4 separate regions of the Homo sapiens genome follow, and all the other regions are linked to region 3. The links are chromatin contacts, found by Hi-C or POLR2A ChIA-PET in ENCODE. All regions are on one chromosome and are shown on one strand. The core of a region is the stretch at or near the end of the contact, and the rest is flanking DNA. Distances in the headings are between cores, read along the strand shown.

The links. Hi-C counts contacts between places; a loop is a spot of excess contacts on that map. ChIA-PET counts read pairs that join two places held with the same protein, here RNA polymerase II (POLR2A). Pooled maps may share reads with other maps.
Region 1: a pooled map of adrenal gland shows a loop between it and region 3 (2.1-fold over the local background). The contact joins the promoter of TREH here to the enhancer-like site in region 3. A Hi-C loop is called at or near these places in 8 of 168 maps with a recorded cell type or tissue (CD4-positive, alpha-beta T cell, CD8-positive, alpha-beta T cell, OCI-LY7 and 3 more), 26 of 37 single-sample maps with no recorded cell type and 17 of 50 pooled maps. POLR2A ChIA-PET finds 5 or more read pairs at or near these places in 17 of 52 experiments (CD4-positive, alpha-beta T cell, CD4-positive, alpha-beta memory T cell, CD8-positive, alpha-beta T cell and 12 more).
Region 2: a pooled map shows a loop between it and region 3 (1.9-fold over the local background). The contact joins two enhancer-like sites. A Hi-C loop is called at or near these places in 1 of 168 maps with a recorded cell type or tissue (adrenal gland) and 2 of 50 pooled maps. POLR2A ChIA-PET finds 5 or more read pairs at or near these places in 5 of 52 experiments (BJ, CD4-positive, alpha-beta T cell, CD4-positive, alpha-beta memory T cell and 2 more).
Region 4: a loop to region 3 is called in a pooled map, with 3 times the contacts of the local background. The contact joins two enhancer-like sites. A Hi-C loop is called at or near these places in 5 of 50 pooled maps. POLR2A ChIA-PET finds 5 or more read pairs at or near these places in 4 of 52 experiments (OCI-LY7, Panc1, WTC11 and 1 more).

What each region holds. Positions count from the first base shown.
Region 1 is chr11:118,678,130-118,681,026 of GRCh38, forward strand. It overlaps TREH (trehalase), which reads right to left and starts at 1,521. Exons shown (of 15, transcript NM_007180.3): 1 at 1,410-1,521. The coding sequence starts at 1,498. RefSeq lists enhancers at 751-1,412, 1,413-2,072.
Region 2 is chr11:118,714,561-118,717,280 of GRCh38, forward strand. The region is part of intron 2 of LOC124902766 (endogenous retrovirus group K member 7 Env polyprotein-like); the gene reads right to left. Among named protein-coding and RNA genes, the nearest start is that of TREH, 36 kb to the left of the region's middle. RefSeq lists enhancers at 1,036-1,841, 1,842-2,649, 2,650-2,720. Within about 2 kb of position 1,350, at least 6 of the 41 ENCODE cell types and tissues checked have a DNase peak (open chromatin) inside an H3K27ac peak, as active enhancers do.
Region 3 is chr11:118,869,549-118,872,248 of GRCh38, forward strand. No RefSeq gene overlaps it. Among named protein-coding and RNA genes, the nearest start is that of CXCR5, 13 kb to the right of the region's middle. RefSeq lists silencers at 513-562, 573-662 and an enhancer at 1,093-1,172. Within about 2 kb of position 1,268, at least 33 of the 41 ENCODE cell types and tissues checked have a DNase peak (open chromatin) inside an H3K27ac peak, as active enhancers do; they include CD4-positive, alpha-beta T cell, CD8-positive, alpha-beta T cell, OCI-LY7 and 3 more, where a contact is called at or near this core.
Region 4 is chr11:118,658,052-118,660,825 of GRCh38, forward strand. TREH (trehalase) reads right to left here. Exons shown (of 15, transcript NM_007180.3): 10 at 2,488-2,682; 11 at 1,696-1,913; 12 at 1,319-1,430; 13 at 854-966; 14 at 629-682; 15 at 1-390. The coding sequence ends at 238. Among named protein-coding and RNA genes, the nearest start is that of MIR6716, 15 kb to the left of the region's middle. RefSeq lists enhancers at 381-930, 589-883, 931-1,480. Within about 2 kb of position 1,525, at least 11 of the 41 ENCODE cell types and tissues checked have a DNase peak (open chromatin) inside an H3K27ac peak, as active enhancers do.

The DNA of each region.
Region 1 (2,897 bases), core at 271-2,770, 190 kb before region 3:
TCCCAATCCCTGAACAGTGCGTCAGGGCCTCTGCATGGCCCTTTCCATGCCTGGACTGTCCTCTCCCAGATCAGCTCAGCAATGGTTCCTGCCACAATTCTGCTTACACATCACCTCCTCAGAGACACCGTCCCTCCCCATCCTCTCTAACACACCCTCTGCTCACCCACACCAGCGGGCCCTAACTTCTCTCTACTTCAAACTGTGCTTCTGTTACTGTTTTGCTTCTATTATTATTATTATTATTATTTGAGATAGAGTTTTGCTCTTGTTGCCCCGACTGGAGTGCAATGGCATGATCTTGGCTCACTGCAACCTCCACATCCCAAGTTCAAGCGACTCTCCTGCCTCAGCCTCCCGAGTAGCTGGGATTACAGGCGTGCGCCACCATGCCCGGCTAATTTTGTATTTTTCATAGAGATGGGGTTTCACCATGTTGGCCAGGCTGGTCTCGAACTCCTGACCTCAGATGATAGCTCCCACCTTGGCCTCCCAAAGTGCTGGGATTACAGGCATGAGCCACCGTGCCCAGCTGTTTTTCTTCTATTATTATTGTTCTTGCAGGAGCTGGTAAAGTGGCTGATGTGGCCACAGCTCCATAAATCCATGTGGAACGAAGGGTGGACATCGCCTGAGTCCAGGAGACAGGACAGGGTCACTCATCTCTGTCCCTGGTGATGGAAACTCAGGCTCAGGAAAGAGCCTTGACCTGCCCTGGGTCACAGAGAGAATATGAGGGTCAGGGCTCAAGCCCAAGTGCTGTCTTCAGGCCCTTAGGCTGCCTCTCACACCCAGACTAGGAAGCTGGAGCAGAAAGTTTGCTAGAACAATCCTGAGAAGAGGCCTGCACAGTTCAAGGGGCAGCTTGGAGGAGGAGAGGAAGGGAGGGCGGGCTCTGGCCAGCAGGCTCTTGGACCTCAGGCCAGGCTCTGGCAGCTGCGTCTGGTATCAGGACTGCAGGTCCCGACAGGGGGCGGTGGCTCACGCTTGTATTCCCAGCACAGTCGCCAAGCCTAATGTCCCTTCCAACGGTGGAAAATTTTGGTAAAAATCAATGACAGGCTGGGCGTGGTGGTGCATGCCTGTGATTCCAGCTACTCAGGAGGCTGAGGCACGAGAATCTCTCGAACCCGGGAGGTCTAGGCTGCAGTGAGTGGAGATGGTGCCACTGTACTCCATCTGGACGACCGAGCAAGACTCTAACAACAACAACAAAAAAAACGGACTGCAGGTGCAGTGCCCAGCACAGAGCCTGCTACATAGGAATTCTCATTTTCTTCTCTTCCCTACTCTTTCCTTCCTTTATAATCTCTTCCTTTCCCTCTGAAGTACCGACCCCAGAGCTTGAGATCTCATCCCAGCCTCCCTCTTATTGCCATCCTCCCCTGCTGCCTTCCCCACACCCCTACCTCTCACAGGGTGGGGGTAGGGCCTCCTGGGACCCCAGTCCCAGCCCCAGCAGCAGTAGCAGGCACAGCTCCCAGGTCCTCCCTGGCATGGTGGCTGTGACTGTGACTGAATGAGCAAGCCCAGGCACCTTCGGCTTGCTGGGCACAGCCTGGCTCACCTGCCTGTCCAAGTCGGCCAAAGTCCAGCCTTTGAGGCGTGGCCACCTGAGGGGACGTGTGCTTGGTCTGTGTGTGGCCCGCTTGCCCCTCCTGCTCTCAGGGCACAGTGGCCACCTCCCTTGCTTCTACTTTGCCTCTTCTATTTCACAGTCTCAGCTGGTGCCAATGGCTCAGGCCCTTCCCTCAGAGCATGGTGGTGGGGGTGGGGAGTGGGCACCCAAAGGCCAGGGACACAGTCGAGGCCACACACCTGTAACCTGGATGCCAGGTTCCTTGGGTGGCCCCAAGACCACCAACCTCAGAGAGTTACCATTTCCCTTAACATTTCAAATGGAATGGCTCAAGATCCTGTCCCTGGTGTGGTGTGAAATTCAGGGCCTCTCACTGTTATCTGCAAGAGATACAGCGGAAGCACAGGACAGTAGAACCATTCTGTCTGGGGAGGACTAAGGGAGACCCACAATAGTGTGTCATTTGTAATGAGTCTTTTTTTTTTTTTTTTTGAGACTGAGTCTCACTCTGTCGCTAGGCTGGAGTGCAGTGGCGTGATCTCAGCTCACTGCCACCTCCGCCTCCCGGGTTCAAGCAATTCTCCTGCCTCAGCATCCTGAATAGCTGGGACTACAGGTGCCCGCCACCACGCCCAGCTAATTTTTGTATTTTTAGTAGAGACGGGGTTTCACTGTGTTGGCCAGGATGGTCTCAATCTCTTGACCTCATGATCTGCTCGCCTTGGCCTCCCAAAGTGCTGGGATTACAGGCGTGAGCCACTGCGCCAGTCCTAATGAGTCTTGATGACCGCATAGGAGTTTGCCAAGGGAAATGGGCTGGAGACCACTACAATGTATGCAGAGCATGTGAAGAGAAGAGCAAACCCCTCAGCCTAGCTGCAGAGAACTTGGTGTTCATGCAGGGAAGGGTTTTGAGATAGACTGGAGGAACATGTTGGCACCAGTCTGGAAATGGTCTTTGCCAAGCCAAGGAATGTAATTCCTTGTAATTCCCCAAAGTGGAACCAGCAGAGAAGTTTGTGAGCTTAAGAAGCAGATTCAGGCTGGGTGCAGTGGCTCATGCCTGTAATCCCACCACTTTGGGAGGCCGAGGCGGGTGGATCACCTGAGGTCAGGAGTTCAAGACCAGCCTGGCCAACATGGTGAAACCCCGTCTCTACAAAAATACAAAAATTAGCTGGGCATGATGGCGGGTACCTGTAATCCCAGCTCCTCAGGAGGCTGAGGTGGGAGAATCGCTTGAACTCGGGAGACAGAGGTTGTAGTGAGCCGAGATCATGCCACTGCACTCCAGCCTGGGCGACAGAGTAAGTCTCTG
Region 2 (2,720 bases), core at 100-2,599, 150 kb before region 3:
GCCCATGGCACAGTCTCAGGAGGCCCTGATGACATGTGCCCAGGGTGGTCAGAATACAGCTGAAGTGGGCGGATCACCTGAGGTCAGGAGTCCAAGACCAGCCTGACCAACATGGAGAAACCCTGTCTCTACTAAAAATACAAAATTAGCCGGGCATGGTGACACATGCCTGTAATCCCAGCTACTCAGGAGGCTGAGGCAGAAGAATCGCTTGAACCCAGGAGGCAGAGGTTGTGGTGAGCCGAGATCACACCATTGCACTCCAGCCTGGGCAACAACAGCAAAACTCTGTCTCCAAAAAAAAAAAAAAAAAAAAAAAAAAAAACAGTTATCAGTAAAAAAGGAATGTCTGGGTTATGATAAGTGGATGTGGAGATCAAGGTTTTATCATGTAAATGAAGCCTCCATGTAGCAGGCTTCAGAGAGAATAGATTGTAAATGTTTCTTATCAGAGGTAAGGTTTGTGTTGATGTTGATGCTGGAGGGATAATGAGGCATGTCCAACCTCCTTTTCTATCATGGCCTGAACTAGTTTTTCAGGTTAACTTTGGAATGTCTTTGGCCAAGAGGAGGGGTCCATTCAGATGATTAGGGGGGCCTTAGAATTTTATTTTTTATTTACAGCCCCCAAACCCACATCTGCCCCTGCACACAGTGACTGCCCCCGTTACCCTGGGGAATGGCTGCAGATCCCTCTGTGCATATGGGGTGGGAGGGTGAGGGCGTGGGGAAGAGTCACAGGTTACCTGTGGCACATTGCAGGGTCCTTCCCAAAGGGGCCTGGCCTGTCTCAGGCCACAGGCCCTGGATCCCTGCACTAGCTTAGCTCTGAGGCCTGTGTAAAAGGTTGTGAAACCACACTGCAGTGACTTGATTTTCAGGGTTGCCCCATCTTTTGGCTTCCCTGGGCTGCTCTGGAAGAAGAATTGCCTTGGGCTGCACATAAAATACACTAACGATAGCTGATGAGCTAAAAAAAAAAAAAAAATCACAAAAAAATCTCATGATGTTTTAAGAAAGTTTGAGAATTTGCATTGGGCCGCATTCAAGGCTGTCTCGGGACACATGCACTCTGTGGGCTGTGGGTTGGACAAGCTTGATTTAGGTTTTGTTCCACCAGACTGGAGTGTTTCATCCTGCCTGTGTCTAGCAGCATGTTAGAAGGCTGCATTCTCTTAGCAGAGACCCTGTGATTGAGACAGAGCAGGATTCCTCCTTAGAGGCCTGTGGCTGCTCCCCCGACCACCCCAGCATGGAAATAAAACAAAAACCTTGAGTTCCTTCCTTCAAGGGAAATTCCAGGCACCTAGCTGACCTTGAGAAGTAAATGAGCAACTTGATAAGCCAGAAAGTGTGAAAGGAAGAATAAAATCTTGGGAGCCCAAATTCACTATGCCAAAAAGGAAAAGTTAAGTGTGGAAGCTGAGTCACGGGAGGGGGCGGGAACAAGTGCCTTTCCTTTTGTTTCTAAACTGATAGCTGCAGATGGAAGGCCACAGGTGGCCTCCTTCACCCTGACAATGTAAATTAACAGCTTATCTTTGCAGGCGGGGGATGAGGGTAGGTAAGGGACAAGAGGAGACTAGAAATCATCGTCCCCACCCACTCCAAGATAAATGCATATTTGACTGTTTCCTGTACTCTGTTTATTTTGTCTTATGTAAAGTGCCAATTTACCATGTGAGATGAATACAGAATTGACTGTTCCTTTTACCCCCCGCCCCCACCCCCTTTTTTTTTTTTCTTTTTTTGAGACGGAGTCTTGTTCTGTCACCCAGGCTGGAGTGCAGTGGTGTGATCTTGGCTCACTGCAACTTCTGCCTCCCGGGTTCAAGCGATTCTCCTGCCTCAGCCTCCCCAGTAGCTGGGATTACAGGCGTGCATCACCACGCCTGGCTAATTTTTGTATTTTTATTAGAGATGGGGTTTCGCCTTGTTGGCCAGGCTGGTCTCAAACTCCTGACCTCAGGTGATCCTCCCACCTCGGCCTCCCAAAGTGCTGGGATTACAGGCGTGAGCCACCGTGCCCGGCCTTCTACTCCCTTTTTTTCCTGTGCAACATGTGGATTCAGTGAGCTTAAACAAAGCCGCAAAACAAAGTGACCATATCCTCCCTCTTTTTTTTTTTTTTAATGTTCCCTTTCCCCTCCTGCCTGCTTTTTCCCCTTTACTTTTTATTTTTATTTTTTGAGATGGCGTCTCTCTCTGTCACCCAGGCTGGAGTGCAATAGCGTGATCTTGGCTCACTGCAACCTCCGCCTCCCAGGTTCAAGCGATTCTCCTGCCTCAGCTTCCTGAGTAGCTGGGATTACAGGTGCATGCCACCACACTCGGCTAATTTTTGTATTTTTAGTAGAGACAGGGTTTCACCATGTTGGTCAGGCTAGTCTCAAACTCCTGACTTTGTGATCCAGCTGCCTCGGCCTCCCAAAGTGCTGGGATTACAGGCCTGAGCCACTGTGCCCGGCCACTTTCATGCACGTCCGTGTAAAGAGACCACCAAACAGGCTTTGTGTGAGCAATAAAGCTTTTAATCACTTGGGTGCAGGCAGGCTGAGTCCAAAAAGAGAGTCAGTGAAGAGAGATAGGGGTGGGGCCATTTTATAAGATTTGGGTAGATAAAGGAAAATTACAGTCAAAGGGGGTTGTTCTCTGGCAGGCAGGAGTGGGGGTCACAAGGTGCTCAGTGGGGGAGCTTTTGAGCCAGGATGAGCCAGGAG
Region 3 (2,700 bases), core at 18-2,517:
GGGTGGATCACTTGATGTCAGGAGTTTGAGACCAGCCTGACCAACATGGTGAAACCCTGTATCTACTAAAAATACAAAAAAATTAGCCAGGCATGGTGGCGGGCACCTGTAATCCCAGCTACCTGCGAGGCCGACGCAAAAGAATTGCTTGAACCGGGATGGCGCCACTGCACTCCAGCTTGGGCAACAGAGTGAGACTCTGTCTCAAAAAAAAAAAAAATTGGTTACAGATTACACCTTGTTTTCTTTAAAGCCTTTAAAGAAAGTGTAATCTGTAACTATTAATAAAAGCTTCCCAAACAACGAAACTGTTTACTTTCCCGCGCAGGCTCAGGTTGCCTCCAGCTAAACACAAATGTGGGGGCTGGAGAAAGGCCTGGAGAGCTCCCAGCGCCCTCTGAGACATGGCTCCAGGTCACACAGCCCAAAGCCTTGGCCTGTTTTGTACGTGGACGGGGCAAAGAGAACACCCTCGCCGCTTCTCTCTGCCTTTAGCAGGGCTGTAGGAAACCCCCACCAGAGACCTCCAGCTTGGAGAGGAAAGAGTGGAACAGCCCTCTGGAAGCAAGTTACCCACAGGTTTAGTTTGCCTGGAGAGAAACAGGCCGGAGAGAGACTGCGGCCTCCCTAGGGTCTTCTGACGGCAAATTCCTCCAGCTCAGTGGCTGCTGGGCAGCAGCACAGCCGGTTTCTCTCAAGGGCACACCCCACACACCGCGTCACTGTGCACTAGCCTCAGATGACAGACAAGCCTTTCACAAGACTTTTGTGGCACTGTTCATTTCTGAGACCTTCTCTATGATGAGCTCAAACTGCTTACCTCAGAGAAGAAACTGCGTGCACAGAAAGCTGCTGAGGCCAGCTTGGGGCCCCTTCTTTCCTGTCCCTGGGCACTTCCCTGGCTGCTCTCTTTCCCCACTGCCCAGCCCAAGGAGTCCCCTCTGCAGCTGACCCGGGTTCAGCCTCCAGAACAGCGAGTTCCACAGCCCTGAAGCCTGGCCATCGTCCCTTTTCTGGACACTGGACTGGTTCATAGGGCTCAGTGCCCTGCGGCTTTCTCCTCCCCACCACAGGCCTGGGAGGGGCAAGAAGCACCAGTTTGTTTTCTGGGTCAGCCTGCAGCAAAGAGCGACTGCCCTCACCGACAAGCTGAGCCTCTCTCCCAGCAGCACCCCCACAGTAGCCAGCAGGGGACCCTGGAGGATCGTGGAGCTGGATCACCACCCAGAAGACATGAATTCCTCTTGTCCAGAGGCAGAACAACAGCAACAGCAGCCACTTATGCTCCTGTAGTTTCCAGAGCACCTTGCTTAATCGGAAGTAGGATGTTACACTCCAGAGACTACTGATTTACATATCACACATGTGCTCATCCATCCATTCACCAAACCTCTGTTGACTGCTCGCGCTGCCCTGCGTTCCTGGCACTGTGCAGGGTTATAATCTAGTAGGAAAGACCTGACAAGGTCACAGATGTCAGTACTGAAAGGAAGAGTAGGGTAGATGGCCACCCCACCCCCACCCCAACCTCAAAAAAGAGACTAAAAAATTACTGTCACTTGTGTAATTCATCAACAAACTTTACTGAGCACCTAATAGGCACTGAGTGTTTTCGTGTATTGATCACGCATTGATCCTCACAATAACCTTTGAGATGGGTTGTGCCATTTACACAGGGCGAAGAAGAGAGACTGGCCACTGTCACACAGCTACTGATATCCAAGCTGAGATCCAAAGCTCCTCTGCTTCTCCTGATGAGAATGAGCACCACAGGCAGGCCACAGAAAAACACCCAGGAGAGCCAAACTCAGACCCACCCCAGATTTCCCACCCCACCCTCCACTGGCTCCAACCTCACTCCCTCTTCATTCATTCAGCCAGTCTGTCAAACACAGTTATTGTACTCCTGTGGGGTGCAAAGCTCTTGAGGAAAGGGGAGGAAGGAAGAATCATAAATGGCTTTGTCACCCAAAGGCTGTGATATGGGCTTAGTGCGGAAATTAGAGTATCACTTATCAGCGTTGGGGCTGCCAGGGTTCAAAAAATACAGGTTAAGGGTGCCCGATCTCACCTTTGCGTTGTGGGTGGCCGGGGCGCAACGGTTTAACCTTGAATTTAGCAGGAGTCTCTTTGTACGAGAAAAGGGGCACCTGAGAATGGGCCCTTGAGGAGTAATTTAGGCTTTTCGGTCAATCCAGAGGAATATTATGGGAAAGGGCCGCGCCCGAATTCCCAGGAACTGGAGAAATCTTTAAGCAGAGGGGGTGGAGGGCACCAAAAAGAGGGAACGCTACTGGGGTTCAACTGGCTGGAGGACAGTGCACCCCCAATGGGGGAACCAAGAAATAAATTTGGGAAAAAACAGTAGACAATCTATAAAATTTTTTTTTTTTTTTTTTGAGACGGAGTCTCGCTCTGTCACCCAGGCTGGAGTGCAGTGGCGCGATCTCGGCTCACTGCAATCTCTGCCTCCTGGGTTCAAGCAATTCTCCTGCCTCAGCCTCCTGAGTAGCTGGGACTACAGGCATGCACCACCATGCCTGGCTAATTATTGTATTTTTAGTAGAGACGGGGGTTTCACCATGTTGGCCAGGCTGGTCTCGATCTCTTGACCTCGTGATCCGCCCACCTCGGCCTCCCAAAGTGCTGGGATTACAAGCATGAGCCACCGCGCCCGGCTGACATTCTATAAATATTTAT
Region 4 (2,774 bases), core at 275-2,774, 210 kb before region 3:
CTTGGCGCTGAGGCACTTGGGGATAGGTCTTCCCTCCAGAGCAGGATTTCCACCCTATTCAAGGTTCCAGGAGGGAGCTAGGCCCCTACCCATGACCTCCAGGTCGTGACCCTGCCCTCCACTTCGCTCTGAGGACAGGCTGGGAGGTAGGAGGGCATGAAGAGGCAGGGGAAGGCAGGAACTGGTGCAGAGGTTTAATGGGGCAGGAGCTGGGGCCAGGTGAGGAGAGGAGGGCTGTCACCATGGCAGGAGGCTGAGCAGGAGGCTGGGCAGAAGGGTGGCCGCCAGGCAGTGGGGCTCCAGGAAAGCCAGCTTGGCCCCTGAGGTCAGCCGGTCACCATAGCGGTCCAGCAGCATCAGGACCACGCCATTCGTCCAGCCAAATCCCTCCTGGGAGAGGCAGGGCAGTGGGGCCAGTTTCTGGGGAAGCCTCATACCCTTGGTGGGGGCTGTGGGCTCTCTCCCCAGGGGCACTGGCCCTGCCTAACCCCAGCGGTACAGGAAGCACCAGTCAGCTCCTCCCCCGGGCCCACATGCAGGTGAGCACACTGAGGCCTGGGGCGGGGGTCATGAGCAGCAGAGTTCAGGAGTTCCCTGGTGTTGGCCAGCCCACCCCTGGCCTGCTCACCTGAACTTCATATTCTCCTCCCCCACCGGGCTGTCCACCGTTGCTGACGTCATACTGGGGACAAGCGGGTGGGCTGTATGTCAGGTACTGCCCCCCAGCTCCAGGAACAACAAACAACCAGAGCCCCTGGGGAGAAGCTGCTCTGCCTGCCCAGCAGCCCCTGCAGTGCTCAGGAGTGGCCACTGGGACAGCCTGGGGGTGCAGGGAGGGCTTGGGCCAGCTCACCTTCTCATACATGGCTGACTTCTGCGAGTAGACATCAAAATTGGTTCGGATCCAATTCTGAGCCAGCTGGAAAGCCACTTCCTGGGCCCGACGTAAAGGTGCCTTGGCCAGGCCTAGACCCCATTGCAGGCAGGACTCAACCTCCAGGTCTCCCATCCCAGACAGAGCAGTGGCTGCACCCTACTCTCCCCAAGGAGGGAAAGAGGCCTGGGCCCTAAGACTTCCTTCCTGAGACCACAGGCCAAACTGCCCTTAATCGACGGCCCTGGTTTGAAGGGCGAACAGGACTGATTGCACTGGACAGGCTGGGTGGACATAAGTGTCAAGTGGAGGCCAGGAGAGCAGAGGAGCGAGAGAAAGGATACGGGGCCTCTTGTGTCTTTTGTTCATGCCTCCCCAGCACCAGGGAGGCCCACCTCTACACCCTGGGAAGGGTCCTTGGCTGTGTCAGCCCTGCCTCCCTACCTCTGATGACCAGGTCCTGCAGGGGGGCCCAGGCATTGGGGAAATCCCACTGCTGGCCTGTCTTCTGGAGAGAGGTCGGGATCCCATACTGGTAAGTCAGGATCCGGTTGTCCTAGAAGGTCCCAGACATTCCCATGACTGTGGGTGGGGCTGGACTGGGAGCCAGGACAGGACGCTGGACCCCGCGGGAAGCCAGACGTCCCCTTCCTGGCTCTTCTTTTCTCGGCTCACAGCTGCCCCCCGGTGGCTCTGGTGGGACCCGCAGGCTGGGACAAGGGGCATAGCCGGAGGAAGCGCCCTCCCCTGCAGGTCCTGTTCAGGGTCGGGAGGGGGCGGTGCTGCCTGCAGTGGACCCGAGCCACCTGCTGTGCCCTCACCTCCAGGTATTTCAGAGCCTTGTCCGCCACGCCAGGGTCAGAGAAACACCCGGCCCAGAGTGGAGTGAGGTTGGATGGGTAAAACTCCCGGTTTTTCTTCTTCTTCTCAAGGTCGTAATCGAACCAGGCTCCGGTCTGCTCATCCCACAGGACTGTGTTCAGGGCGGCCAAGCGCTGCGACCGCAGGATTCTGTACTTCGTGGCCTGGGAGTCGTTCCCTGGGGCAGTGCTGCCTTTAGAGCCAGCAGCCAGTGCCCTGCCTGCTGCCCCAGGCTTTTTTCGTGGTTCTACTTTAGCCTCCCCGCTTTGTGTTTCTCTGCAAAGGCTGAGACACCCTGATGACCAAGGGGATGTGCCGATCTGGAGCCCACCACATTTCTGGCCTATGGCCCCGCACTGCTCCCAGGGAACCACTGGAGCTGATCTGTCCCCAGGGTCTCCAGGGTCTATCCTCCCAAGGGTACTGGCTGGGTGGATTCCCCTAGCTCTTAGGGGGTCAAGGGCAGCTGTCTGAGGGAGAGGGAGTGGAAGGATTTTGGATGCGTGGACTAGGGTTCCCCTCACAGACCCTAGAGACCCTCACAGTAAGAAAGGGAGGAAGAGAGGATTAGGGTTGGCTCCGTTTGTTCTCTTGTCTGGTACGCAAATGTGAGTGCAGGCTTCCACTAGGGCGGGGCTCGACAGGCTAAGTTGCTGAAGGCCTGTCACACAAGGGTCCTACTTCCAGTTCTATTGCCAAGCCTGAGCAGGAAACCAAGCTCCCTGCTTTCCCTTCCCTACTGGGGTGCTCACCCAGCCTGGAATAGAAGTTGCTCATCAGCTCCTCTGCTTGGCATAGGAAGGCATTCAGGTCAACAGGCACCAGTTTGCTTGTTCGGATGCCGCTAAGCGAGTTGGGGTTTGGGCCTCCAATGAGCCAGCGTGAAGAGAAGTCCCAGCCAGACTCAGCCCCAGCCTTGAGCTCAGCCCACAGAGCCTCCCGGTCTCCTGTGAGGACAGAGCAGGGAACCAGCCAGTCCCGGCTGCAGGATAGGCAGCCATTGACAGGAGACCAGAGCCTGACACAGCAGGTGTGCAGC